Regions from separate parts of the Mus musculus genome. Here all the other regions are linked to region 2. The links are chromatin loops, found by intact Hi-C in ENCODE. Cell type or tissue: heart. All regions are shown on one strand. Region 1 overlaps Alcam (activated leukocyte cell adhesion molecule). Region 2 has its middle 260 kb from the start of Gm32431. Region 3 overlaps Cblb (Casitas B-lineage lymphoma b). Region 4 holds the start of Cblb (Casitas B-lineage lymphoma b). Region 5 has its middle 320 kb from the start of Gm25723. Region 6 has its middle 59 kb from the start of 1700116B05Rik.

Region 1 (5,000 bases), 1.0 Mb after region 2:
CTAGATAGCTAGATCTATCTAGCCTTTGCAGTAACTGCATCACTCAGAAACTAGTGAAGAGAAAATGATCTCTGTAGAACTGTGCTCTACACTCTCTTGATAGGATTCCAGAACTTTGCCTTTCCCTGTGCCTCTAACACTTACGGACAGATGGTTCAGACAAAGCAGATCCTTCTATAACTGTTGAATTATTAGATGCATTTAAAATAGCATTAGTTATATAAGCATGAATTTTATTGACATATTCAACATATTACATTTTTCTATATAAGTATGCACAGATAAATATATTACTATTATGTCAGTGTTACATACTCTCAGAGAGAGAGAGAGAGAGAGAGAGAGAGAGAGAGAGAGAGAGAGAGAGAAGAGAGAGAGAGAATTTTAAAAGCTGGAGGCAATTCACCAAGCCCCAGAAGGCTCACACTTACATATTTCCATTTGCCAAACATGAGGTTCTGAGGTACATCGAGACGGCAAGGCATGACAATGGTGTCTCCATATGCTGAGTTGACAGTGTACCATCCAAGGCCTTTGGGCAAAAGGGGAAAGAGATGTTGAATATTGTCCTGAAGCGATAGCAGAGGAATACAGGAGAATTTACAAGCTGATTATGTTCTTCACTGTACTTACTAGGAATATATTTCACAGAAACATGAAGCTGTGCCAGAAATAACATGTTCAAAGATCTCAAAATAGCTTGAAATACATTTTCATGGAACGGATTATCAAATTTACCTCTTAGAAAATTAATATTAAGTGACAAGATTTAAAAAAAAATAGCTCAAGTTAGAACAAATTTCAACTTTATCTAGATGGAGAAATGCTAGTATTCAAGTAGCTGATTTTTTTTCTTTTTTCTTCTGTTTTTTTGAGACAGGGTTTCTCTGTGTAGCCCTGGCTGCCCTGGAACTCACTTTGTAGACCAGGCTGGCCTTGAACTCAGAAATCTGCCTGCCTCTGCCTCCTGAGTGCTGGGATTAAAGGCGTGTGCCACCACGCCTGGCTCAAGTAGCTGATTTTATAGACAAAATTCCTACTAAATTTTAACTTTTCATAAAACATTAATATGCTAAAATTATAGTACAAAAATTCTGTTCTCACAAGGAATTATTCACAAAGTGGTTAGCTGCTGCATTAGGGCATCAATCTAATTTAAAATGTTGTTTGTTAGTCTGGTACACAAAAAAAGAAACGGGTCATTTCATCCTTTAATGAGCTAAGTAATAAAAAATTACAATGTGAAAAGAATAATTTTGACTAGGAACGTAAAATATTTTTTGTATCTATTTATAATCCTGGAGTTTTGAAAAACTTTAAGACTTTACGGACAGAAAAAAACAAACTCTTTACGGTCTTCCTTCAAGGTCAGTGTGAAAATGCATTAGTAATTACATAACCTAGAAAGAGGAAGAGGGATGGGTAGAAGGATGATTAAAATAAACAGATCAAAACAAACAAGCAACCGATAAGAGGGGTAACATCCAGTCCTGAGGAGCCCAGCGGTGTGCCATATGCTTTACAAGGAACTGGATGAGAGCCGCTTACAAATATGAATCCATATGAAGCAACAGAACTGCCCTTTATCCTGATTCCATCAGATCATAGCATGTATACCTGTAGACACACATCACATCCTACTCTCTAAATACGCAAAACTCATATGTGCTCACTAAAAAGAAAAAAAAATCTACTTTGATACTTGCATTGCCAATAGTAGCAAGGAAACATCTCAGACACCTCAACTTCTCAGGTTTACAGAGCTCTTTAAGGTTTACGAAGCTCGTGGGTGGATATCCAGTAAGGAATACCCTAGGTGGTAGAGAGCATGAAGGGGCTATTCTAATCTGCAGGGGGAAAGCATAAGCAGAGGTTATTTCGTCCAGCAGGTGGTGCTCAAGGGCAAAGCTAAGGCAGCCCGCAACACACAATAAATAAAACCATCTTGGGACTTTCTGAACTGGAGCACCCGTGGGTGAATAGACGGTACCTTTCCCGGTTACCCATTCACTGTACGGTATACATAAGAGCTTTACACCGGGATAGAAATCACTAATGTTATTAAGGAAGGGAGGTGACACAATTCCTATTCTAAAATTCAAATGCTCAAGAGGCTACTTCCTCTCTAAATACGTCTCTGTGAACAAGAATAGAAGGAGCCACTGGGTAGCACAAACTGTTCAAGAACTTTTTACCACTGTAAAGATACAGGATAGTATGCAGAAGCAACGAGACTGTATTTCCATTTTGTATTTGAAAATGAAAAAATACATACAATTGTTCACCGTATACCCAGGATCTGTTAAAATAACCTTAAAACTTTCCCATAATTTTGTTTTCCTCATGCTCAGATTATTACTCCCTTTGACATTAAACCATCGGATATCAGAGGATCATAAAAGAATAAATAGTATTTTACTCTAGTTTTTATTTCATATATTTTGCAATGCTGAGGATTAAACCCAGGGCTTCAGGCATACAGGCAAATGAGCACACCAACTCTAATACTGGACTTTCTTTGCTATTTTATAATTTTTTAAAAAAATTGAAAATAGATTTTTCTTTCATACAATACATCCCAATTACAGTTACCCATCCCTCCATTCCTCCTACCTCCCCAACCTCCCCCAGATCCACTCTCCTTCCTTTTCTTTTTCAGAAAAGAACAAACCTCCAAAACGACAGCCAAACTGGACAAAATAAGATACAATAAGACAAGATGAGCGCCCTCATCTCAAGGCTGAACAAGGCAGGTCAATAGGAGCAGAAGAGTCCAAACAGCATGCAAAAGACGTATGCCGGCTTCCACTGTTAGAGGTCCCACAAAAAACCACCAAGCAAACACCCATAACACGCATGCAGAGGACCTGGTGCAAACTCACACAGGCCCCGTACCTGCTGCTTCATCTCCATGGGCCCATGTGACCCCTGCTTAGTTGATTCAGTGAGCCTTGGTCTCTTGGTGTCTTCCAACACCTTTGACTCCCAAATACTGGACTTTTATATGTGTGATCCCTAACAGGCATATTAACCTTGAATAGGCTGTTCTAATAGGACACAGCTCTGGTTTTCTCTATCAGGTTCCTGCATGTGGTAATTTTAGCATGTATTTTAATTTGTGGCTAAGCATTGATAATGAAGATCAACAAAGCCACAGGTGACGTGTGATCTCACCTTTTACAGTAAAGCACTTGCATGTGATGGTGGATTGGCATTTCACCTTCATCTGTGACAGGTTGCACCCTGATAATTGGCTCACGTTTTTATAGAACACCTTCTTTTGACAATTGGTGCTGATTCCAAGGTAGACCAAGCAATGCAGTTTGCAGAGAGCTCAGGATCCCTTGATGTCCATCCTTCATAAGGTAAGCAAGCAAAGGCCTTTCCCAAAATGTTGATCACTGATCTTCCCAGATACTATTCTTCTCTTCTACCCTCATGGAAGATTAATGTTCTATACATATGCCAGATTTTATGTCAGATTTTAAAGTTGCATGAATCTGAAGTATATCTTGTATTATTACCATGATCAGAGCACAATAGTGGCAGAGAAAACAACAAGCATTTTTAAACTCCATATTCTGATACTTAAGAAATTTAGTAAATAGCATTGGAAATGTAAATGAGCTAAATACCTAATAAAAAATGGAAAAAAAAAGAAATTTAGTAAAATGGTTTATCATTTGAATGTGGTGACATCCTTTTCATTTTACTTATCTAATATATTTGGAAATTAGAAATAACTTATAGCAATGGAACTTTGAGGTATTCTTATTGCTTCACCATATTCTAAAAGCATTATATTTTGCATGGGCTGAGAACATGGATTTTTTGTTGTTGTTGTTGTTGTTGTTGTTATCTATTGTCTTGAGGAGAAAAAAAAACCAAAACATGAAAACAAATACATTTCATGGTAGTTCATGGAAGCCTCTCTTCCATCTCCCGCAAGTTTAAGAACTATTTCTGCTCTCTGATTTACAGATGATGCATCTCGTGAGACCACAAAGCAAAGTGTTGACACTTCAACTGTTTTGACAACTCAGGGGTCACATCTTATAGTGACAATGCCAAATTGAATTCAGCTAGGGCAGGACTCTAATGAAAGAAGAAATTCAAAGGAAATAAGACACATGACAGAATCAGGGACAACAGAGAAAGACAAACAGTCAGAGACAGAATCTCTGTTCCACAGACTCAGAAAAGGATAAGTACATTGGATCATGTGATGAGCCATAATAATGCTTATGTTGGGATCAATTTTCTAGTTGGCTACAGCCATCAACTTGCTTCTACTAAGGTCGTATGACTTCCTGTTTCATCTGTGTGAAAGATGCAGGGTGTGCCTCGGCGGGAGAGCTAAGGTGTTTAACCTCCTAGAGATACAGTAACTATAGAGACCGTGGTGATTTGATAATGAATTAGCGTCCTAACGCCTAGAGATGTCCAGAAGGGGCAGCAAGACAGGGAAAAACCCATCACCCTGAGTGATTCTGTTTGCACCTTTCATAGAAGAAAAAGCCTTTTATCTTTAAACTACCAGATCTGAAAATTGAGTTTGGCTTACTAGAATTCTCCCGCAGTTTCCTTCCTGTAATAGTCATTAACTAAATTATTGAATTTTGTGCTCTACAGATTATTTGGCACTATTAAAAATACAAACTGTCTGTCAGATATTTCATTAAGATGCTGAACTTACAACATAACATAGTAGACTGTGGATGTGCACAATATGTATATGAGCATCCATATCCACGTGTGTGTATATGTTATTTGTGCCTGCAGTTGTATCTCTGTGCGAATGGATGTGTATATCTGAAGGATAAAGGACAATTTCAAGTGTCTTTCTTCAGGTGCCACTGATCATTTTACGATGCCACTATCTCACAGGGGACTAAAACTAAACAGGTATGGTCAGGAAGCACAAGAGATACATCTATTCCTACCTTCCTGGTGCTGATACTACAAACACTCATATGAGCCATGGTACCCAGTTTCTTCTT
Region 2 (5,000 bases):
GCTGTCCCTCAGGAGATTTGAAGCCCATGTCAGTAATTAGTATTAGACATATCTTTAAGAGCCACTGCAGTCACTCTTAAATAGCACTTATCTTATTGGAATCTGAAATACTAGGTAGACAGAAGAGCTAACACTTTCTAGGAAAGGGCAGAAAAACACTCCACTGGGACTGGAAAATGAGAGATATGGTGGACTATTCAGCCTGAGAGTGGTGTGTATGGAATTAAACCAATTTGTGGGTGCTGGGTGGGTGACAATGCAAAAACTGCTCCCGAGGTTTGTAGTTAACTGTAACCCATACTGTCCCTCTTGTTTCTTTCTTACTCAGAGCTATGCAGATCTGAAGCTGAATGTGCGACATAGCAGGAAGTATTATTGTCATCAAGGGTTACAGGCTGTGTGTTTCTGCCCTGAACTATAGGAAACCCAGTATCTGGCTGGCAAACGTCTGCATGGGCACTCACTGGTCATTATCACGAGGACCAATTTTCATCTATTATTATTGCTGTTACAATGTTTCTTCCTCAGTTAGCTGCAGTTACGCCTCCAGTGTTTTTGAATGTTATTGCTTAATCTTTACTTTTTTATGAATTTAGAAATTACAAGAGAAATCAATGGAAAAGAAAGCGGTTTAGCCACTAGGTGAGGTTAGTGTCTACTTGGCCTTCTTGAGAACCACTTTTAAAACGTATAAGCTTCCACCACATACACAAATAAATTTGTACTTTGGAGAAAAGGACTTTATTCAGCATTGTTTGTGAATTGTGATACCCTCTCTTTCAACATTGCGTGCACACCATTCTCAAACAAAAACATTCTCAAACAAAAATTTCTGTGCAGTTGGTCACCATGATACTGTGGAGGGAAGAGGGGGGATAGCCTAATACTATGTTCACAAAAAAAATATGAAGCATATTTGTTCTCTAAACATTTTTGTTACTGCTGAAATATTGGAGCCACACGCTAATTTTTCCTTCCATAATAACCTCCTATAAAGTACTAGAAACTTCCAGCACTTGGTTCTTTAGAAAATGGGTACTAACAAGGTAACAAGGTTGTATTTGTTCTGTGTTGTTTTGTTGTATCTTTTAATTGTTGAGGATGCTAATCTGAAGAATGGGAAAGCATCTTCTACCCCTGGGGATGAGGCTGTTCTTAGACTGAATTTAGACTAATCAAACGCTAGAGCCAATAGCTTGTCAGAAATGCCAAGTATGCTTAGGTACTCCGATTGCCTTATATCCCCTAAATCTCTATAGTCTATGTCATACCTTAAGGTCTGCTTTTCAAATCATTAGCCAGAAAAGATTAACGAGACAAAATGTTTTAGATAGGTCCTCACCAAAATTTGTTATGGAAATATAAAAGAATACTACAGAATTCATTGTATATCATAATAATTGGACAACTTTTATTGATTTTCCTCTTGAATGGTTTCATAAATGTGTGCAATACATTCAGTTTTCCCCGTTAACACACGAGATTCAGGGAGATTGACTGATTCGTCTGTCCAGATCTACTGAAGTTGAAGCGGCTTTCCTCTATGGGCTATGCTATGATCGATTCATAATTCTCACAGATGAACTACAGTACCAGCCTAGGAAACAGTGGCCCAAGAAAGAAAAAAACACTCTAAGGAAAATTGTGATGATGAAGAGTGAAACATTTGGGAAAGAATATTCAAGTTTTCTGAAACAGAAACAGCTGGTGACATGGTTATAATATGTTATGTGAAAGTGCATAAAGGGCTCACTTACCAAAGGTAGCTAGAAGTCAAAACATACTAGATACTTCCACTGCCACCTCTAGCTATAAATTGCCTATGAGTATGGTGACCTCTGCTTTTAGGTCACCTGGAGTTGATATTTTCCATTCCTTGGGAAACACTTCCCTAAACACCTCTATTTTAGTTTGGGAGAGAGTTCCAGAAAATCACTCTGTACATCAATTCAGTCTCCCTCTTTGTCACCTGCCCTCTATAAACAACTTCCTGTTTCATATCATATCATCGCTGACTGTTATCATTGTTTGTCAAAAAAACAAAACAAAACAAAAACCAGATTTTCCTGTTTTCTCATGAGTTTAACAATCCTTCACTATGACATTTGATTCATGTCACTGTGGTCCTTGTAACTTACACTCTGAGGTCTATTTGCCATTGCTGATCCAAGTGGTGATGACTCTCAGGGAATCTGTACGATCCCTGATGGCAGACCTGAGTACAAAGGTAAATGCTGAGGATGCTCGTGCAGAGTAGAAATACCCTTCCCTTAGGTCTCTGGGACATCAGGAAAGATGTTTTACCTTTAAAGATGTACTGTTAACAGCCTCCATTCAGCTTGGACAGGACCAGCTTCCACTGTCAGAGTGTTCTCAAGCTGATGGTTTTGCCTATTTATTTATGCTTCCGGACAAAAAGAATAGATCCATAGATGTTTAGCGATTGAATTAATCATTCCATTAATGAAAACAGTTCACATTCACGTTTATTTCAAGACAATTACACACACACACACACACACACACACACACACACACACACACACAGGCCCAGATACAGAGAATGCACTTGCATCTATATTACACTTGCTTATATATAGGGAGGAGAAAGAGGAGGAGGAAGAAGAGAAGGAGGAGGAGGTTTTAAAAAATCATACTTCTTATTCTCATGTCCCTCGATAGTTTCATTAAATTGTACTATTTACAACTATAGCATGCCTAAAATATCACTTGAAAGATGTAGTATTTTGTTTTCCTCCAAACTGACGAGGAAACCAGAAGCTCTCTGGTTCCCCAGATATATTGGAGAAAATCACATTTCTTTATAACAAATGATTCTAGCAACAGAATCAGCAAACTCCAACGGTACTTAGATGTTGCTTTTTCCATACACTAGGGGGCACTCGTGATTTATTCAACGCTACTCTTAGACTTTTATTAAAAATTCAGTGTTGCCAGCAACTTTTTACCTTTGAATGGGCAGGATGGAGTAACAACCAAATGTTCAAAAGATTGCGTTTAAGCAGAGAATGGTTAAAATATAGTCTCTGTAGCACCCAGAAGGAGAGAAGTGTCTATTGTCTACCTTTTTAGGTTAATACTATTCCCATCCTGAAGTTGTACTGAGTTCAAAGTTATTACTGTGTTACAGCAGATTCGGGCTGAAATTTGTTAAAGAAGAGATAGGTGATTAAACACCACATTTGTATGTACAGTTTTTCCTGTTGACTCTTATTTTATTTTTCTTTCTTTCTTTCTTTCTTTTTTTTGGGGGGGGGGCGGGAGCTTCTGTAGAAGGACAGGGTTTTTAATGATCAAAAACACGTGTATGTAGGCTACTAGAAGAAACTAATCGGGCTCTATTCATTTAGATTTAACGAGGTGGGATAAAAAGAAGTTATAACACAAGGGCAGAACAAATACCCAAGACCTTCATCAGCAAAGTTCAAAATATTAGAGAAGAAGCCCTAATTATGTGTATAATGTGTGCTCTGAAGCTTTGACAGAGGAGGGCGAAATTAACAGCAAAGGCAGAACCCACAGAAGGAAATGGAAAGAAGCTCCAATGTTTGCTGTGAAGGCTTGAAACCAAAGAAGCTACCAATTAAAAGCACTGACAGTAATTCCATGAGGTGTGACTAAGATAGCTGAAGCAACACTAACCAGAGGTCATAGTACAATCTACTTTGCGTGTATGTTTTTTTCATCATCGGTTGTTTTTAAAAATGTGTTTCACACTTCCCTAAAGCTTAGCATTAGTTTAAAGGAAGGAAGACTACTTAAAATTTTTTTCTTTTACTCATTTAATCTTCAATCAGGTTTTCCTGCCACCCAAATGAAGCTGTTGATTCTATCTTCATGGAGCCAAGAGTGATGACTGTCTCCTGTACTTCAGGGAACACTGCCTAATAGTGGACAAGGTCAGTTGTACTTTTTGCTTTTGTGACCCCTTAAAGAAAATGAGTCACAGTAGCCTTGCAAACCTGCCTGATCTGTACCACATGCTCTCAGCTGTCACTAGTAAAGCAAAGGCGAGCTGCAGATTAGACAGACACACAGCCATATTTAGCAGACACACAGCCGTGCTAGGCTGAGTGCTTGTGGGAGATAATAACTACTCACGGCAGCGCTGCCTCCAGGTTTGTCTCCTCCTGAATCCCATGCCACCTTCTTGCTCTCTTCTAAATTAGTTTCTCCTAAGCCCAATAAGCCTCCTTTGACCTGAAGTCATTCCTTTTGCTATCTGGTTTCTACTCCTACCCAGATGACTAGATTACTTGCTGACTTCAGGCCTTTTCCTGTCAGCTTCAGGAGATAGTGGCTGTTCAATGACAGGAATGTTTATAACTGTTTGTACACATCTCCTAACCTGGAAAGAAGGATGTAGCAGCTTACATAATAGAAATTTAGAAATGTATGTATATATATATATATATATATATATATATATATATATATACACACACACACACACACATATAAAGATTTATATGTTAAAGCTATACATATGTATATATAATAAAGCTGGTTATCTATATCTATCTATATCTGTAACTGTACCTATATCTACTTGCAAACAAATTAATAACTGAAGAATGGCTTGATAGAATCAAATAGTATTAAAATTTTGAGTTATTAAGTATTTACTGCTTTCCTGTCTCCATCTGCACCTGGGAGCTAAGGCAATTCCACAACCCTCTGTACACAGGCCCTCCAGGAGAGAGCTGGTCTCCCAGGAGTGAGAGCACTCCTGTGATCAGACGTGAGATCTCTGCTTTCTCTCCAATAATTGTCCAAAGTGGGATGAGCCAGCAGTGCACAGGGCACAGGAACAGTGGAACAGCTGAGACACGATCCTTCCATACTCCATCTGCACGCAGGAGCTAAGGTTATTCCACAGCCCTCGATACCCAAACACTGTCCAGGAGAGAGTTGGTCTTGCCAGGAGTGCTGACACAGGCTTAAAGGCCCACAGGAAGGACAAGCTACAGTCAGAGACA
Region 3 (5,000 bases), 870 kb after region 2:
CAGAGATCTTCTGATATGGGAAGCAAGTAAAATGGCATATTATTTAAAATGCTTTTCTGTCCATGAAAGGTTCTGAAAATTGTTGCTCTCTCTCCTTTTTTATCGGCATGGTGATTTTCCTTGCTAATACCCCCTCATTATTTTTATTTAAAAGCTTGTAAGTGCTCAGTTACGTGCAAAGTAGGGTAATCCTTGATGGCCTCAAGGTCTTCCCTTAAACATGTTGCAATTGTAGACAAAAACAGTAAAATAACAGTATAGGAAACACATCAATAGAAGGACATATGCTAAATACATATAACCGAAAAGGTCAAAGAAAATTACTGAATTTGTTGCCAGTTTCATGGGGATTTTTATAGACACTGAAATATGAAGGGGTCTGCTTTTTGTTTTCGGAGAAAAGTTGGTGTGTCAAGGGTTGCTCCAATTAGGAATGAAAACCACTTGAAGAGGGTGATATTTGAGGTCCATTATCAAAGTAAATGGTAATGGCATGTGCAGTCAGTCTGCCCTGTGGTTATTCTGGGAGTAGGCAGTTCTTGGGAGGAATATGTTTGTGAACCTTCAGCTTTGAAAGGTGGCCTCAGAAAGTATCACCGTGATGGAAATAGACCTCTTTCTCAACATGGCGAATGTGCCTGCACACTCAAGCCAGTGAGTCACCATGAGGATAGGAAGGCTCAGATGAGTTTCAAGTTAAGGGGATAATGGTTTTGCAACCTGGAAAAATGTACCTCCTGTGCTATGACTCAGGAACAGCAGCAGAATGGAAGAGGTAGCAGGAATGTGGAGTCATATAACAGTGTAAATGTGTGTAAATGGATGCAAATGGCTTGGTATCTTTCCTTTGGAGCCAGCCAGATAGCTGTCCTACTTTGTTCCTCCGGGACCCTGGAGGAACACAATGAAAATAATATCTTTCCCTTAAGATATACCAGTGACTGACTGAGTCTCCATGTCCCTAAGTCCACCATCTAGATAACATACACACAGACAGTGACTCTGTGTCTAGTTATGCTGACACCTGTTGACTCATAGGCTATACAAAAGTTTGGATACAATGCATAGACTTTGGGTCAGCTTGATCTCTCTGACTTTTTTATTTACAAGTTCTTTATGATAAAATTTTAATAAATATTAAAACATTAACCTAAGAGAAAATAGTGAACTTTCTTACAAGACTTTATTAAAATGATAAGTAGAAAATACCAGGATGGGCTGGTGAGATGGCTCAGTGGGTAAGAGCACCCGACTGCTCTTCCAAAGGTCCAGAGTTCAAATCCCAGCAACCACATGGTGGCTCACAACCATCCGTAACGAGATCTGACTCCCTCTTCTGGAGTGTCTGAAGATGGCTGCAGTGTACTTAAATATAATCAATAAATAAATCTTTAAAAAAAATACCAGGATGTATTTTTTATATTTCAATACAAATGGCACATAGCTTTCTTAACTTCTAGTTATAACTCACCAAGATCCATTCAACCTAATAAAATGTCTAACTAGTAGCTTCTAAAACTGAACCCTTAGTTTTTGATAAAATGATAGATAATTATTGCCTTTCATATTTACATCAGATGCTCTCTGACTAACAAAAGAGTGAGTGGTATTTAGCCAGGCAAGATCTTCTGTCAATGAAGGGTAGCATCCAGAGCTAACCACAACAGGTGTGGTTTGTTTGTTTTTTTTTTTAATTGTTTATTTCTTGCACTGACAAGATGGTTTCTTGCTACAAGGTCTGATCACCTGAGTTGAATCCCTGGGAACGGCAAGATAGGAGAGAGTAAGAACTGATTGCCACAAGTTGTCCTTGACCTCCATCCATACCTTGGCATGAGCACACACATCCCAATACATACTATATGTTATGCAAATTAAAAACAAGTATTCTTCCTTCAGAGTGAAGTGCTTCTTGGAAATCATTAAATTATTGAAGTAACCTGTAAGACAGATTTGAACTTCCACCTCTTGATGTAGTTATTGAATATTAAGTCAAAGGTCCCTTTTGTCTCTGAAGTATTTACTTAAGTGGTATGTATAGAGATGGTGTTCACTGAGACTGGAAGCAGAGCAGGATGAGGATGGGAACATGCAGGGCCCACTTCCTCTGCCTATAGAGACGTCCTGGTCTTTGCAGAGGTTGGTGAGATTGATGTCTGTCTCCAAGAATTTAGTGTTTGCAAGAAAATACAGTTATTTCTATCCTAACCATATTAAAACACCATCAAGTCATCATTTTGAAACATCTTTACTTTTGTCACCTTTAGTTGCAAGGTGTGTCTTCTAGGATTCAACTAGAGTGACTATAACACTATTGTTTGTTTATGAATTTCATAGCCTGTGTTCTGGGCTGTGTAGAGACCCCTCTGCTACTACAACAAAGCTTCAGGTTACCATTAACTGACATTTGGATCCTGAAGTATCTCTTAACAAACAGAGCTTTAAAAATCAATACTGAAAACTTCTTCAAAGACAAACTAAAAGTATAAGCTTTTGAAAACTCCCAAGGGAAGGTTTTCCGTGATCTCTGAATACAGTTGAAACTTTAAATATGAGCACACACATACATGCACACACACACACACACACACACACACACACACACACACACACACACACATACAAAACACCTCTGACATTTTTTTCTATTATAACGGGTGTTCAGCCACACTGACCCAAAAGTGAAATCATTATAGAAAGTTCTCCAAAATCCAAAGCTTTTTTGAGGATTACATGAGGGATACGACTGGTAAAGTCTGCAACTGTTCCAAAATTTGAGGGGAAAAAATAATCTGAAAAAATGTTTTAGTCCCAAGAAGTTCAGACAGGGACACTCAGCTCTCGGAGAGAAGAATACAAAATGAAAATGAAACTTTGTGGTGAGAAGAAATGAAAATGGAAAAAGAAAAAAGACAAAAAGCCACATAGGCATCGACTGCCTCACGTACCAGAGGGCTCCTGCTCCCTCTGCCGAATGTGCTGGAACATTACACTGTTTTGTGTTTTTTTTTTTTTTTTGGGGGGGGGGGAACATTTTCCGTGAAGTTTATAATAATTAAAGTGGCTTGGATCCGAGTTTTTCTAGTGTCTTGCAAACTAGCTGTCTTTCTACCTGTTGGCCAAGTTGCATTTTAACATTTTTTTTTTTGGACTGTTGTCTTGGGCAGTAGCAAAGGTTAAATTAAAACCCACACAGGAAGTAGAGTACTTTTCAATTTTATTTTATATATTTTCCCAAATGATCAAGTAAAATGCTCAAATCCACCACGGTATCCCGCTAAGTGTTTTATTCGTTGCAGTTAGGTATTACACTTAGGTATCATGAGTTACAAAAACAATCCATCTCAAAGATTTATTTCTGTCATGATCGGCTTCTAATTGTGGACACGTTTCGTTCTTAATTGTTGCAGTGGGAGGAACTCTAGCACTACAGTTATAAGTTGACAAGATAGTTAAATTTCTCTCATGTATGGCTTTTTTAAAACTATGGGTATTAGCCATAGACCAGTTTGAACCTTTAAAGAACCTCTTGTTTCCAGTTGATTTCAGTGTATCCTTATCACTTTTGCTGATTTCCAGTACATGGGAGGGAGCAATTAACATTTTAATAGCTTGGACTTGAATAATTGTACACATCTTATGTTAAAGCTTTATTTATAAAACCCTTTCATTTTCGTAATTTTCATTTTTTTCTTAGTTCACCCTTAAAAACCACAGGTATGAATATCTTATCTTAACATTTCAAGGCCTTCCATTTCTATTGGATGTAAGAACAGTTTACAGTTGAAAACTTCCAGTGACAAAGCAGTTTCTTCATTGTTCTATGTCACATCAGACCTTCCTGCTCTGGTATTTATGATGCTTAAACCAGATTGGATTTTCTTTTCCCTCTTGGTAGGTGTACTGGTCCATTAGCAAATTGTCTCTCAGAGAAAACTAGAGACACGGTAGAAGATGATGACGATGAATACAAGATTCCTTCATCCCATCCTGTGTCCCTGAATTCACAACCATCTCATTGCCATAATGTCAAAGCTCCTGTTCGGTAAGAAGATGAGCATCTCTGTATCATCCTGCATCGGCATAAGCATCGTCATGCTGTCAAACGTGGGGGTTGTTTCTATGCGGTTCAATAGTATGTGATTGGTTAAAAATCCTGTTCCTTGCCTAGCCTGTAGTTCCTATATATTTCCTTCATTGCTTCCACATAAAAGATTTTGTTGCCTTCTTCCCCACCCCCACAAAAGGCCAAATTACAATCTAATAAAAAGGAGCTATACGTTACATATAATGATGATTAATTCATGCATTTCCCCTAAGATATTTTAATGAATTTCAAAAGGTCCAAGCATATATATCATGAAGAAATATTAGTGCTTAGAAACTAATATTAAGGTACTAGGTCAACCTGCTTAAGAATTTTTCTTCATAATGTGAAGGCTAGAATAATTTATATTCATTTTCCTTCTTGATATGTAATATACTTCTACTGAAATCATAATACAATGGGGGGGAAGCCTTAACGTTACTTCTGTTAACTTCTTTTTTGAGCAAATACCTTCTCTTGCATGAGCTAAGAATACAAAGATCACTGGGTTTTGTTGTTTTATTTTGCTGTGTTTTCTTTTTCTTTTTCCCCTCATTATAATAGGAGCATTATTGGTCTTCAAAGTGCCAGTCACATTGACTTTTATAAGAATTATTGATAATGGCTTACATGTTTTGAAATATGTTTGTCTCTAAGCAAAATCATGGCTTTGCATGCATGAAACTTAATACAGTTACAGTAACATTTATATAATTTGCATCTTACTGACATGTCAATCTATTAGCTTTATTTTCTGAACTTATTTTCTGGCCTGCATTCTTCTTGCATAGTATTCCTGGAGCTGTGCTTGGCTCCAAGTTGCTCAGCTCTGTTCAGACACTGTTAGTGGCTGAGCTGCCTGGGGCCTCCTGATGACTGACAGATAGGAGACTGCAAGGCCATCAGTCATCCA
Region 4 (5,000 bases), 720 kb after region 2:
ACATAATGTGAGTCAGTCTAATAAATAGCCTTTTACATATATGTATGTTGTGTTATATATTATAATACACACACACACACACACACACACACACACACACACACACACACACATATATCTTATCACTTCTGCTCCTTTAGAGAACCTCAACTAACAGATTTTTATTTTTGTCAGCCTACATAAACACTATCTTAGACCAGTTTTTAGTTGCTTTGGTTAGAAAAGTTTGGCAGCCCCAGAGATATTTGTTATACCTGTGTCCCAGCCAGAGCAGAGGAGCAGAACATAATGAGGCTTGTCACTGTATCTCCATGATGCACTTTGCTCCGCAGGCCATTCTATTTTTTTAGTGTCATTGCCTTCAGCAAACTGCAGTTCAAAAGGAACTGTATTGTATATGTATTTTGTTCCATTTTACATTTATTCAAATATGAAGATAAGCAACACATTTAATTATACAGTATAAGGTTGGGCATAGCAAAATCTTCTACACATAGTGCCAGTTTCTTTTGGAATTGACTTTAAAGGTGCATTTTATACACATAGAGGATGTAACCACAGAGTTCTTTTTAAATACTGTCTCCACTTAGCAACCATAGCTACTGTTACAAGCAATAAGGGAGATATGGAGGGGCTATGGAGAAGCCTGCACCATCTACATATATAAAACAAGAAACTACTTTTTAATTATTAGTACAGAAATAATGAAAGAAAATATTACTTCCAGACTTGTACTTTACTGCCTGATTGCCTAAAGGGTCACATTTTGGTTGTTTCCATTACATGAAAATCATAACAATCTGAATTTAGGATTGCAGGACATTCTATGACCACTCAGGAGCCTTCACAGTAATAATTGTAGCACTAAAATACTTATTAGGGATTGGCAGAACCACTGAGACACATTTATCAGGATAGTTGGTTAGAAAATGCTTATATGTATGTATGTATGTATGTACATATGTATGCTTATGCATGTATGCACGTATGACATTTTTAAAAAGTGCAAAGTATTACACCCAGGAGCTCAAGGTGTGAGGTGTATCCATACTACCAATGACAGAGGAAATCACTCCCAGGTATGTAAACCTGGGGCAAATGGTACGAGCATGGTGAACCAAATAGAGAGAATCATGGAACTTGTCTAATGTGTGATTCTGATGACAGAAGGGCCCTGGCATTTCACTGTAAGCGTTACCAGACTGTTTTCTTTTACACGGCTATCAAGGACGGAGCCCAGAAAGAGACGAACACTGGAAGAGGATGGCAGAAACAGGGTTGTCATTAAAATGAAGATTCATCTACATAGAAGAAAAGTGACTCTGGCAAAAATCCAACAGCAGAGTTCTTTACTGGAATCCAGGGGAAAACTTGTTTGGAATATAAAGGTGTCAAACAGATTAGTAATCCCCATTGTGTGGAGTTTTTACTGTCCTGGGACGATTTACAGAGACTATTTAGCTGAGAGTTGTCAAGTATTTGCTTTCTCATCAGCCTGATGTTTGATCTGGAATCCTTCTAGAACTAATAGTAAAAGGGAAACATTTCAGAAATTTAGGAAGTTTTAGTTGGCACTCGGGTTTTACTCCTAGCCTACTCTATGTGAGGGTAACCTTCATCTTAGGAGCTATGGGACTGCTGCTCTTTATTTGACAGTCAACAAGAAACATGGTCTTGGACCTATTTGGCTGCTCTCCTGGGTAGCAGTTTGGCAGCCCTAGGGAGATGAATTTCTTAAGCCTGGGACCCGCCCAGAGCTGAAAAGCAGCACCACCCTGGCAGCCTCTACTCTGTTGCTATGAAACAAAGACTAGGAAGGTGAGTGAGGCAGGAAGTCCCGCCTTTTAGCCCCAGTTGGCTTAGACTCCCGCTCGGGGCGCTCACGCCCACCTGCGCACCCCTCATTGGTTAGCTCCCCGGCGCCTTGCTGCTACTTTTTCAGTTCCTTTCCTCGTTCCACTTTTGTTCCAGGCTAGCCTAGGTCCATTTCCCAACGAGTTCTTCTCCAAGTGGGACGCAGTGGAGTGGGCCTTCCTCTGGGGCCATTGTGTACCGTGGAGGACGTGGACTGGGGGGTAGCGCGGGAGGAGCGTCTCGTCCCGCCCATTGGCTCCGCCCGCTGTCTGGCAGAAAGCAGCCTCTCAGGATTGGTTCGAAGACTCAAGGCTCCGCCTTAGCTCCGCCCCACGCCTTGGTCTCCGGGGATGGCTCAGGGGTGGGGTGGCCAGTGAGTGGTCTCCTCCTCCGGCGGGCGCTGCGGCGGCCTCCCGAGTGTGGCGCGGGACTGCCGGGCGGGCGTGGAGCTTTTTGCACGGTAATTGCCGCGTCCCCGCGTCTCGGTGTTCCTAGATCTCGGTGGCTCCTTCCCCGGAGCGCTCTCCTAGGGCGATTCCACAGAGTCCCCACCCGAGCCACCCCAGCCAGGGCAGCGTGTGTGTGTGGAGTGGGACCCGCGATCACGCGTGGCTCGGGACGGCCGCGGTGACCCGAGTAGAGGAAGGAATGGGTCATCCCGGGGTTGGACGTCTCTTGCTGGCTCGGGGGCCCTGCAGCTGGGCGCGGGCCATCAGGGAGAGGGGACAGCCCTAGCTTCCAGCTGCTGTCGCCGCTGCGGGCCTGAGCCAAGTGGGGATTTAAACAGCAGTCCCTGGCTGGCCCGGGGCCCGGGAGGGAGCGGACTCTGGCTGATCGCCGCCGGTGGGAGGTGCGTGCTACTGGCGCTAGATCGGGCAGGCTGTGGGATTGGGAAGCCAGGACGGGGTCTAGGGCTACTTTATCTTTGCTGAGTTCCTCGTCTCTTTCCCAGACCCCTGAGTGGCGGGCTAGAGGCCCGAGCCTGGAAAGGGTACAGACGTTCTGAAACAAAGCTTTGGACCACTTGATACCGGGTAGGCAGAAGAGGGACCACCGGAGAAGTGAACTCCGCGGTGCGTGCCCGCCCTTGCCGGGTTCTCACCGCTTTTTAAGAAGGGGTTGCTTGTTGGTTTGTTTATTTGGCTCTAGGGAAAAACTACTCACCTCACTGCTTTAAAGAACTATTTGTGTGTCCGCAGCTGCTGGCTTTTGCGGGGGGGGGGGGTGTTGGGGGAATGGAGAGGGGACGCGCGCGCGCGGGGCGCGCGGGGGGGGTATCCAAGTCCTCCGCCTTTGTTGACAAGAGACGTGTCCCTTTTGCGTGTGTGGAGTACTTTGCATTTATGTAATAACTTGGCGAAATCAAACAGCGTGAAGGAGGCTACTGAAGTGAGGCTCCCAACGTGAATTTTAGGAGTTGCAGCTCTAGTATTTCGAATCTGGATTACAGCAGAAGGGGGGGGGGGGACGACATTGTGTTCTTACCTGTTAAAAGTTGTTTTGTTGATGATGTTGAGCTGTAGCTTCATAGAACACGGGCAGAGGATGCATCTTTAACTTTTAGTATTGTAAGAGCAAATCTTGTGTCATGGCTCCTAACTTGGAGGATGCCCTTACTCAGGGTTACTAAAAAGTTGAATCTGGGACCCTGGGCTTTGTCACAGAGACAGCGGAGAATATCATTAATGGGTACAAGTGAGCCTGTTCAGTTCAGGTTCCTGTTGGGGAAATACTTTCATATCCAGCTAACTTTTCCTCTCTTGAAATTCTATCTTGCAAAAAGGACTAAGATTCCAGATGGCAAATTCTATGAATGGCAGAAATCCTGGTGGTCGAGGAGGAAACCCCCGCAAAGGTCGCATTTTGGGGATTATTGATGCTATTCAGGATGCAGTCGGACCCCCAAAGCAAGCTGCAGCTGACCGCAGGACTGTGGAGAAGACTTGGAAACTCATGGACAAAGTGGTGAGTTCAGTCAGTGTGTGTACACGGCCCTCAGCACCCTGAATGCGATTTCTTCGGGTTTTATTTATATGTATGGCTAATAATCACTATTATGGTGATGAGCTTTGTATTTAGGTTGGGCCATTTTTCTTCAACTCTGTGTTTGCAAAAGTTGAATTCAGAGGAAAGACTTTTATTTTTTTATTACTCTTTCTAACTTATTATCTTGCTTTTCAAGTTCCAGAGCCCCTGGGTATTACTCCAATATGCAGTTTATACCATTGGCTACTTTTGCTGGGTGTATAGTATGGTTTGGAAGTTTGCTTAGTCTTATGTGGAGTTGCCTTGCTACTAGATAATATAAGGCTAACAAGTGAACAATAGGCTCTGCTGGAGCACACTTAGGACAAGCACATGGGTGATGTTGAAACCTTTACTGGGGAAAGAACCAGAACTCCAGGGAGGATTCAGTATTGAAGAGTTTGATTTTTATCCCTGTAAACTCATCTTTATTAAGAAAATATATACATATATACATATATATGTATACATATATATGTATGTATATATATATATATATATATATATAGTCTTTACTGTTCAGGACATCGGTACAGTTTCTTTCATCTATGATTCCATTTTGAAACAGGGAACCTTTTTGGTTGTGCGTTGTTTATTGTGAAAGGAAAATGTATGCTGGAGGCTGTGTGGGGCTGAGAGTGTCAGAAACTTCTGTGGTTTTTTTTTTTTTTTTTTTTTTTTTGTTGCTTTTAGATGAGCTCTAGTTTCACAGGAAGAAACCAAACTGGATGGCAGTTCTCAGTCCAGTTATAAGGGCAGTGTGCATACCTCCCAGGGCCCTGCTGGAAAAGCTAGCTGTCTGAGGAGGCTTGGGACACAGATGTGTTGGTGTCCTTCTCGGCACACATTCATAACTTTATGATGTTGAGAAGAAGTTGGGCTATGCTTTGCTGAGTTTGAGACATTGACAAAGATGCTCCTTTTGAATGATGAACAAAGGCGTGTTGACATCATTTGGTGTCATTTACCTTGGCTTTGGTTTGCTACCAAAGACAAAATTGGCTACAAAGAAGCCACTGAGAAGAAGTAACAATTCTGGGAGGTGACACTATGGGCTTTATTTTCATGTATTCTTATGGAGATTGTAGGTAAGATAACTAAACCATGGCCCTGCCATTGGA
Region 5 (5,000 bases), 2.0 Mb after region 2:
GAAATGTCATTCTCAACATTTTTCTCAAAATTTTTTCACGAATATATATACCAATAGTCTCTTGCATCAAATGAATGTAGTCATTATGTTTACAACAGTTCTATTTTACTATGGAGAAATAGGTTTTACATTTTCAACCATATGTGATTATGTTGTTTTTTTTATTAAGTATTTTCCTCAATTATATTTCCAATGCTATCACAAAAGTCCCCCACACCTCCCCCACTCTCCTACCCACCCACTCCCACTTTTTGGCCCTGGCATTCCCCTGTACTGGGGCATATAAAGTTTGCCTGTCCAATGGGCCTCTCTTTCCAGTGATGTCCGACTAGGCCATCTTTTGATACATATGCAGCTAGAGACAAGAGCTCCAAGGTACTGGTTAGTTCATAATGTTGCACCTACAGGGGTGCAGATCTCTTTAGCTCCTTGGATACTTTCTCTAGCTCCTCCATTGGGGGCCCTGTGATCCATCCAATAGCTGACTGTGAGCATCCACTTCTGTGTTTGCTAGGCCCCGGCCTAGTCTCACTATGACTATCAAACCCATACAATTCTTCTCTGCTCTTAGTTTTCTCAATATTTCAGTTAAACAACAGGATATCTGTGAAGCCAGGAAAAACAAAACTCTAGAAATTCCCGTACTTATTTGAACTATGAAGTATGTTGCCTAGTTATTTTGTAGAATTTCATCAATATCTAATTTTAATCTTAAAATTTTTGCATAATAATAAAGCTAGATTTCAAGCAACTCTTTAATCTACAAAATTAATTAAAGAAATTGTTGAGAAGCATTAGAAATATCATTACAGTCATAGTCGGAAACTTTCATTTTCATGCATGCAAATTACTAACATTTTGTTCACAATTCACAACAAAGAAAATATGTTTAAATACTAGAACTTTACAAGTCAGGATTCTATATTTGGCATCTTTAATCACAAGAAAATCTCTAGATATTCAACCATATTATATAAGAGAAGTTTGAATAAGTTTGGTAGGACATTTGCTTAGATTAAAAGTTAATTGTACTTTGATAGGTAAAAGGAGGTTAAACTTGGGCCAATTAAAGAACATAGTCACAATACCAAGAATCTATTCGTTTCATGCTAAATATTCATTCTTCAAATTGTATTTCAAATATTGTATCTCAACTTCTTCAAATCCATATATATATTCTCAAATATTTAAAATGTTGTTAATATTTTTATGAAACATTGAACAAAAGTATATTCACCATTATAGACTTTACTGATGCTAGAATTTTATATTATAGTGACACAATGAATTATTGTGATATGTACTATTCAATGTTATTATATAATAAATTACCCAGGAACAAAGCTGTCATTTTAATGTGGATTATGTATTTTGTTGAGTCCTTGCCTCTTCTAATTGTTTTGGTAGCCATGTACCTAACAATGTCATTTTCCATAGTTTCTTCTCCTTTCTATTTGCCTTGTCCATTTTCATAATGATAAGAAATCAATTATGTTAGTTACCATAGGGTTTATATGTGTACTTGTGTTCCCATTATATTTGATATCTTACATGTATTTTGGCTACTTCCTAAGAGTTTTATTAATTTTTGTTAATTGCTCTGCTCCCAAAACAATACAATGATAGATTAATTACCTCTATGTAGGTGAGTAATTACCACCAATATATTTTAAAATGAATATAATGTTTATCTTTGGCTGCTGACTTAAAGATTAGAAGTTATTGCCTGAACTATAAAAAGTCAATTTGATTTATTTGATATAGTCAATAATATCTATTAAGATATTTGTTTTGAAAACTACATATACTTTTCATAATTTTTCCTTCTTTGTTCAGACATTTTTCCATCTCATCAAAAAGAAAAATAGTATTGGGTTTGCCACTTCATGTTTAGGAAGATCTTTAAATTAAAACAAGGGGAAGCTTTTTTAATCGTTTTATCTTATTTTTCCCTTCTTGCATATGGTTTTGTCTCCATAAATGTCTTTATGAATCGTATTGCCACCTACTGGCAGCCTCCAATATAGCAGCCATGATGCATGACTGCAACTGCTGGAAGACTTTGTAAATACTACTTTTGGAAATATAATCCAGTTCTTTCTCTAACATGTATATGACATAATGGTACAAATTACATATATATTATCTTATTCATTTCCATTAATGATGTACAGCCTTCGAGACCATTATTTTATTTAATTACATGGAACTAACTTATTTTTCAGGTCCTTTCTTCTCTGATGTTTTACTTTTAAAAAAATCTTGTTTGTTCATAAATAACAATGGGTTTTCCTTCGTTGTATTCAATAAAATGATGATTATACAAAATAATGACTTAAACGTTAATTACCTCTTGCTTTTTTTTTTACTTTATTTATTTATTTTTATTTTGAATCATCAGGAATGCATAATATTGAAACATCACCTTGGAGAAAAAAATTAAATAAAAACAATAGTTTTCCAGACAAAGATAAAATCTTAACTCCAAAATGATGAATTTTATGCATATTATTTAGAGCCATAAAAATATGAGTGTGTCTCTGAACATTTCTATGGCCATAGAAAACCCTATAGGCATGTTAGTTGAATGAATAGGTGAATAATACCTAAGTATAAACATGTATAAGAAGGAACTTACTAAAGATTGCATTGCTCTCAACACACATATGAACAATATAAATAAAACATATAAAGGGATTATATTCATCTGTAGATTTAGCCCAATAAAATCGGCACTATTTAATCAGGTAGTGAAGTTATGTAAGAAAGCAAATGGTGTGTGTGTGTGTGTGTGTGTGCGCGCGCATACGCTGCCTTCTATAATGTTTTATCATTGTATTTTATAACTCCTTTCCCTTGCCCTGATATTAAGAACTTCAAGATCATGGGTGTTATAAGAATAGTTCAAAATTATTAATTTAAAGTTTGTTTCTGAGTTGATTATTTTTTAATGTTATTCTGTCTGTGCATAAGTTCTTGGGTCTCCACTCAGACAATGGCAGAGGCCGAATGACTTAAATTTCCAAAGTGTGATTCCAACAGTTCTAGAAGCCAACAGCCCAAGATGAAGTTGTTATAATTTTGGTATCTTCTGAGGCTGACCTTCTTAACTTCTAAATAGCTTCTTGCTGGGTTCTCATCTAGTCTTTATTCTGTGTGCACATCCCTCCGATGTCTTTCTCTCTATATATTGACAACTAGCAAAATACCAGAATACATCAGTTTCTTTACTAAGTTTCTTTTATCTTATCGCCTTATTGTCCCTGTTCACAAAAAGTCAAATTCTGTGGTATTAGAAAAAAAGGTTATCAATAAATGATGAGGAGAGGATGGAATTCATTCTGCAATAAAACATGTCCAAATTCTATAAGCACTGTGATATATTTTGTATTGTATATCATATTTTCTAGAATGCAAAGAATATTATCAGATGACACAATATACATTAATAATTATAATATGATAAATATTTTCACTGATCACAGAATCAATAATGTCAGACAGTATAAAGCATATGAACTAGTTTATCTTAGTAAATTTAGAAATGAGGACCTATATGACATATTTGGAACTCTAAAACCATGTCTTTTAAATTCTTATTTTTACCATGAATAATTTTTGTGAAGTTGAGAAAGATAGATCCTGAGAGTTAAGAATTATTAAGTTGAGCCTTTTCCACGTCTGGTATAACTATCTTTTAAAGAAACTAAGTTCATAAGTCAGCTATGGTCCTTTAGTCATTTTAGAATTAACCACAAATTCATGGCCAGTGCATGACAAAGATCAAACTGTAACCCAATCCCTTCCTATACTTAAAGGCTATATTTATCTAAATTATCTCTTCATTTCTTCAGCTTAAAATCTGACATTGGATAGCATTTAGTAGACATAGTTATGTTCTACTAAATGCCCATTGTAGCATACTATATTTCATATTTCTTTGCTAAAGTACTTTTTTAGAAAGAATTGATGTTAGTAACTCTACCTTAAGACACATAGAGTAGCCTACATTGCAAAGTCTAGAGAGATGTATTTATTAGCGTCCTTTAAAAAAAAAGTCTGGGTAAGCCTTGGAAAAATTTTCATTCATTTATTCATTCATCCACATCCCAGAATGTTGCCCACTGCCCCCCCCCCTCCCTGCGCCTCCACACAGAGTTCTTCCACCTCTCCCCCTCCTCTTCACCTCTGAAAAGTTGCCTCCAACTTGGGTATGCTGCTTCCATGGTCTAGCAATCCTTCAGTCTTTGCTTCATTTTTGTCCCTGCATTTCTTTTAAACAGGAGCAATTTGGGGCCAAAGGTTTTGTATGTGGTTTGGAGTCCCTATCCCTCTACTGGGGGTTGTGCCTGACTACTGGAGGTAGTCTCTTCAGGTTTTATATCTCAAATGTTAGGTATTTCAGGTAAGATCACACACATTCAGTCCTGGGAGCCTCCCCCTCCCCCCCAGGTCTCAGGGAATTTCTAGAGGTTTCCTCCACTTCCAGCCCCCATCCCTGGCAGCTGCACATTTCTATTCATTCCTGGTCCTCTGGGACTCTCTCCTATCTCTCGAATACCTGATCCAGCCCCCACCCCTTTCCCATCCACCTCCCCTCTCTAACTTAGATCCCTCTCTCCCTCTGCCTTCCATAATTCTTTTGTTTCCTCCTTTTAACTGAGATTTAAGCATCCTCACTTGTTCCTTCCTTCTTGTTTAACTCTTTAAGTTCTGTGAGGTCATGGCTATTCTGTACCTTTTGGATAATATCCACTTATCAGTGCCTAAATACCGAGCTTGTCTCAAAACAAAGCATTTGTGTGTGTGGGGGGGGGGAGGGGGAGACTTTAATAGAATCCTGGTAAAGACTGTAAGGAACTGTGAGACTGTAAGCAGGCTGAGACACGTGAATACCTGTCAGCAAGAAGAGGCTCTTATTCCTACAGCAGCTGGAATCATGTATTATCTACAGTCGAATCTTGTTTGAACTATATATTTTCCAGGATTCTCTAAATATA
Region 6 (5,000 bases), 470 kb before region 2:
GCCCGCACTGCCTTTGTGGTGACCGTCAGGCAAACCCACGCTTTGCTGCCGTACCTTTCTCTCTGGAACCCAGCCACAAGCCTCCTGCTGCACGAATATTTTAGTGTGATTGGACAGGGAAAATCCTGTCACATGCACTTGCCATTACGTTTTATATTTAAAAAAAAATTGGCATAGGTGCAATATGCAACACTGCATTGGGGAGCAGAAACATAGACTATGATTGTTTATTAGGGGAAAACCAACTTAATCATTTGGCTTCTGTTTGGTATCATATGCTAAATAGCGAGGCAAAAATAAATACCCTTCACATATCTGCATTAAATATTGTCTTAGAATACTGTTAACATAACACAGCAATAAAGAAGGAAGTATTTCCCTAAGGAGCATTTCAGAGACGTTTCTACAAGCTTGCTTTTCCTTGCTAGGGTTTCATTCATTTAGCTTTATGGTTTCCAGAGTTCTGGAGTCTTGCTTCCTTCTCCAGCTTTTGCCTGGTCTTTATTTGTGTTATAGCTAATAGTTGTCCTCTTATCTATTTTCAAAGCTTCCCCATTTCATATTGTTCCTTTGTGAGATAGCTCTGACCCTGCTATACCGGAGGCTAGATGATGGGGGGAGGGGGGGGTTACAGCAGTTTTGTACAAGAGAATATAATTTCTATGCAATCTCTATCTTCACACCTGAACATTGATATAGACTCCTAAAAATGGTGTAAGATCCTTACCTCATGTATGTTTAAAAGTCTCTTTTAGAGTGGCCACACACACAAAAAAAATCATGAAGATATGGGAAAGCTGTTTTGAAGAGCTGTTCTAAATTTTCCCTGAACATGCCATTTTAAAACTTATAAAAGACAGAAAACTGTCACCGATTCAGCTTGGGTTTGATGTTTGTCCTCTGTCTTTTTTTGTCATGTTACCCCGGAGTCCTTGGCTTTAACAAGGCCCACTTTTCCCAAGATATGATCGTGCAGACTGCAGGTGCCCTGTAGCTCTGATTCCCCAGAGTTCCACGACAGCTCTGGTCGCTGGATGCCTGTGACACAGGCGAAGCTGAGTCCACAACTCCGGAGAGAATGCTGATTCCTGGATGGGTGACAAGGCATGCCGAGCCTTTGGGGACAGCTGAAGCAGGACTATACAAATGAAGGACAGCCCTGCTGTGGAAGGACAGGGAGGAAGCAGATGTGAGGGCAAGATTCAGGTGACAACCTGGACATTGGAGACACGGGGCACTACGGAACGGGGAGGGAAATCAGCTGGCATTTGACAGTCTGTGCAGAGGCGAGACCTGAGTGGAGGTGGTAGACACGGAGGCTTTCAAAGATTTCTGACCTTCTGCCTGCCAGCTTGGAATTAAATTTCTTGATGGAGCGGGAGGAGGGCAGCGGTGGAAGAGGCAGCTGCCAAGAGATTCCTGACCTGGCAACAGGAAAAAGGGATGCTGCTGCCGCCACCCGAGGTGCAGGGGCCAGGTACCGGTAGTCGGTAGATACGACACAAAGGACTCGGTGCCCTAGTTTGAACTGCTTGAGTGGTCTGGGGTGGCTTTTCTGAAGACAGTAGAAATTGTACAGCAATATAAGGGACAATATTGTGAAATTTAATGGTTTTTGGATCGAGCTTTTAGGTTGGCATATGGAAACAGTGAGCTTTGTCCTGTCCAAGAAGCATTATAATCCATTGTGGTAAGATTGATGATACTTACAAAAAGTGACATCAATATTGTCATCTTTTCAATTAAAAAAACAAAAAACAAACCAAACAAACAAAAAACACAACAACAACAACAACAACAACAACAACAACAACAACAACAACAACAACAACAACAACAACAACAACAACAACAACCAGCGATCTTGGGATTCAGTTACAGCCTCCTCTGTGCGGAAGACTTTTTTCCCAGGTGCTAGTACCAGTGGCTGGGCAAACACGGCTGGTTTTGGCAGGCAGTGCTGTTGCCTATGTCACAAAAATCCACTAGATGGCGCTGTTACTCAGGGCTTTGTGTTAGAGAAGCAGGGCTGTGCCTTTTGTGCCAAGGGGAAAACCAACTTCAGGAGAGGTGGATAATACTGTGTGGATTTGAATAAGACCTTTTCACCTGGCATTTTTATCGAAAAACAGAGACTCCGTATGTTGTGGTATTTGGTTGCTATTTCCCTTTCTGATTTTGAGCAGAAGCGACTGAATTAAATGTCTTCTCATGGCACTAAAGCAGCCCAGCTTTTATCCTCACATTCTTAATTGTCCCTCGCAATATCGCTTTTCAGCGGTATAATGAGGGTCGTGTCTTAGAAAATTTAGAAAATCACTGTACTCTGTGTGCTATATGTGGACTCCAAATGTTTCTCACGGTCTCTCTTCCAAGCCCCAGAGAACTTCAAAATGTCGTTTCTAATTTCTTTAGGGAAAATGTTGTAACGCTAACTTTAACCAGCAATAGACTCTGAGATTCATGCTCCAGCCCGAGGACAAATGTTGCTATGCATGTCATGTTGTTAAGATGCTAGACACACTCACTTGTTTTCCTGTTTAATTTATGTTTTCCCTGATTAACCATTGGATGCAAGTATAGAGTGAAGTTTTTGGTGATTTACATAAAATTAAAACAATAAAAATGCATTTATAAGTAAGTGTTTCTTGAAACATAGTTATAAGATTTAAGTGAACATACTAGACTACAAATCATAATCGGTAATAAGGAATGGCAAGAGTATTACATCAAAATTAAAATATCGTATACAATATATATTAAAAACAGAATCGGGGGCCAGTGAGATGAATCCTTGGGTAGAGGCCCTTACTGCGATATCTCAGAATCTGAACTACTCCTGGAGTCCATGACGTAGAGGAGGCATTAACTCCTGCCAGTCGTCCTCTGATATCTCATACTGTGCCACATGCATGCACACACGTGTGCACATATGCAAATACAAAAACATATTTTAAAATCAAATTAAGGCTGTAATTGAATGGGTGGTATAAAGTAAGTTAAGCCATTCATATATATATATATTTGAGCCTCATATATAACCACTTAACATTTGTGTCCAACAGTGCCAGAGCCAGCTGACCTCAGAACTAGGACTACATCAATCTGCTCTCTCCTCAGCTGTCACACCTCAGGATTTAGAGCTACAGAGCCCCGGAACTCTAGCCGAGTGCCAGCATCCACTAAGGGCTCATGCCAACTTTCTCTGACTCACGTGGGGATGAGAGGTTCCACAGCAAAGCTGCCGTACATCTTGAGACTTCGGGGATCGTTTACTACTTCCTCCTTTTTCTCCATCTCCTTTCCCACCCGTTTTTAAATTTTCTTTGCTTTCCTTCTCCGTCCTTCAGTTCCCTTTCTAGTCCCCCCCTTTCTGCCTGACTCCCTGTTCTGTTTCCCAGATGTGCGGCAATCACGTTAGAGAGACGCATGGTCACTTCTCTACTCCTCTCCAGTCACTCATAGCAAATGGCTGCCAGCCATGCAGCTTTGGACAGCACATGCTTCCAATTCGCTGTAGCTGGGGTGGTCAGAAGTGTGAAGAACCCGTCCCCGACCTTTCCCAGTTTCAGGGCCATGCTCCCTCTACAGCATCAGTTCACAACCTGTGGGTCACAACTTCTTTGGGCGGTTGAATGACCTTTCCACAGGGGTCTCCTAAGACCATCAGAGAACACAGATACTTACATTAAGATGCGTAACAATAGTAAAATTGCAGTTATGAAGTGGCAACGAAATGATTTTATGGCTGGGGTCACCACAACATAGGGTATTAGAGGATCGCGGCATTAAGAAGGTTGAGAACCGTTGCTCTATACATTCCTGGAGGACTTCATTCTTTGTGGGACCGAGGTCCAGAGCCTTCTTCCTGGCATCCTTTTGCTCCCCTCCTCTCCCTTCAAAGCCAGCACTGTAGCATCCCGAAAGGTCTTTCTTGATGAGAGCACAGCATCATCTGCCTTCCATGTCACAGTTCCCTCTGCCCACCTCTTGGGACAATTTGACTACATTTAGGATCCACTTAAATAATGTGAGTTAGCATCTCTTCAAGATCCTTCACCCAGTCACACCTACAAAGTTCCCTTTGCTGTGGAAGTTAACATTAAACCTTCCAGGGACCAGACCTTGTTGTGTCTTTGGATACATCCCTGAAGCTATCCAGATTTCAGTTTTCTTACCAAATGGTGTTATTTTTATTTATTCATTTAAAAAAATTTTTTTTCAGACAGAGCTTTTAAAGTGTTTAACACAGTGCCTGGCAAAGAGTGACCATTCTAAACTAATTTAAGTGCTAATAAAACTATCTATGATGAAGTCTAGTCACCATAAAGAACATCTAGTTTTTCATCTCCCATTAACCTTTATGGTATCATGGTGGGATCTCCATTCTCTACCGAATTCTTATGCAAAGTCAGTAGACTCCTAAGCTGCTCTGTTTAAAGGCCAGTCCTTGAATTCCCTTTTAGAAGTGTTGATTCTCTCTTCCCACTCTCTTTAAAGCCAATCTTATCATTGTGTTCTCCTTTAGTGTGTGTGCCTTAAACTCTAGAATATCCTGGAATATTTGATAGATGGTAATTAGTCAGAGTGGCATGCAAAAGTAACTGTGGAGCCTGGGCCATATTTTACAGTAATTTGAAGGTCTTGGATTCAAGGATTTGGGTACTGATTTCAAGAACAATGAAATAACATGGGAAAGTTTTGCATTGTTGTGCCTCCATTTGGGCTACTTTGCAAAAATATGATACACATTCCATCTATCATATAAATGACAGAACATTGTTTCTTACATGTCTGGAAGCTGGGGTTCTGTGACCAGGCTGCTCCTGTGGTTGACTTTCTTTTGTGGCCACACATAATAGGGAAAGGCTGAGGAATAAGGGCACCACTTCCAATCCACGAACCTACCCTCATGACAGCTTCTTCCCTCTCCAGAGCCTGTCTCCTAATTTCATCGCTTCGGTGGTTACAGATACAGCAGATAGATTGTGGCGCTCCAG

Evidence for each region. A loop is a pair of places that touch in the nucleus more often than their neighbours do. Peaks named below come from ENCODE experiments on the same cell type or tissue, not always from the same donor. Only the 100,000 strongest peaks of a DNase experiment are listed, where the experiment ranks them.
Region 1: a loop joins it to region 2, with 6 times the contacts of the local background. A loop is called at or near these places in 3 of 42 quality-filtered maps.
Region 3: it touches region 2 in a loop (5-fold over the local background); 25 of 42 quality-filtered maps call a loop at or near these places.
Region 4: a loop joins it to region 2, with 2.4 times the contacts of the local background. A loop is called at or near these places in 6 of 42 quality-filtered maps.
Region 5: it touches region 2 in a loop (6-fold over the local background); 8 of 42 quality-filtered maps call a loop at or near these places.
Region 6: it touches region 2 in a loop (6-fold over the local background); 11 of 42 quality-filtered maps call a loop at or near these places.

The regions. Positions count from the first base shown.
Region 1 is chr16:52,309,381-52,314,380 of GRCm38, forward strand. Alcam (activated leukocyte cell adhesion molecule) reads right to left here. Exons shown (of 16, transcript NM_009655.3): 2 at 432-532. Among named protein-coding and RNA genes, the nearest start is that of Gm32597, 20 kb to the right of the region's middle. In heart, a CTCF peak has its summit at 1,882 (motif pointing right); no DNase peak of the experiment used is centred here; H3K4me3 peaks cover 242 bases.
Region 2 is chr16:51,312,845-51,317,844 of GRCm38, forward strand. No RefSeq gene overlaps it. Among named protein-coding and RNA genes, the nearest start is that of Gm32431, 260 kb to the left of the region's middle. In heart, a CTCF peak has its summit at 2,896 (motif pointing right); no DNase peak of the experiment used is centred here; H3K27ac peaks cover 496 bases.
Region 3 is chr16:52,179,314-52,184,313 of GRCm38, forward strand. Cblb (Casitas B-lineage lymphoma b) reads left to right here. Exons shown (of 18, transcript NM_001033238.1): 14 at 3,899-4,045. Among named protein-coding and RNA genes, the nearest start is that of Gm23513, 77 kb to the left of the region's middle. In heart, a CTCF peak has its summit at 2,957; no DNase peak of the experiment used is centred here.
Region 4 is chr16:52,029,372-52,034,371 of GRCm38, forward strand. Cblb (Casitas B-lineage lymphoma b) reads left to right here and starts at 2,178. Exons shown (of 18, transcript NM_001033238.1): 1 at 2,178-2,314; 2 at 3,638-3,819. The coding sequence starts at 3,652. In heart, a CTCF peak has its summit at 2,693; DNase peaks (open chromatin) are centred at 1,840, 2,140, 2,640 and 3,760; H3K4me3 peaks cover 2,902 bases; H3K27ac peaks cover 2,541 bases.
Region 5 is chr16:53,264,307-53,269,306 of GRCm38, forward strand. No RefSeq gene overlaps it. Among named protein-coding and RNA genes, the nearest start is that of Gm25723, 320 kb to the left of the region's middle. In heart, a CTCF peak has its summit at 2,010 (motif pointing left); no DNase peak of the experiment used is centred here.
Region 6 is chr16:50,839,904-50,844,903 of GRCm38, forward strand. No RefSeq gene overlaps it. Among named protein-coding and RNA genes, the nearest start is that of 1700116B05Rik, 59 kb to the left of the region's middle. In heart, a CTCF peak has its summit at 2,001 (motif pointing right); a DNase peak (open chromatin) is centred at 1,988.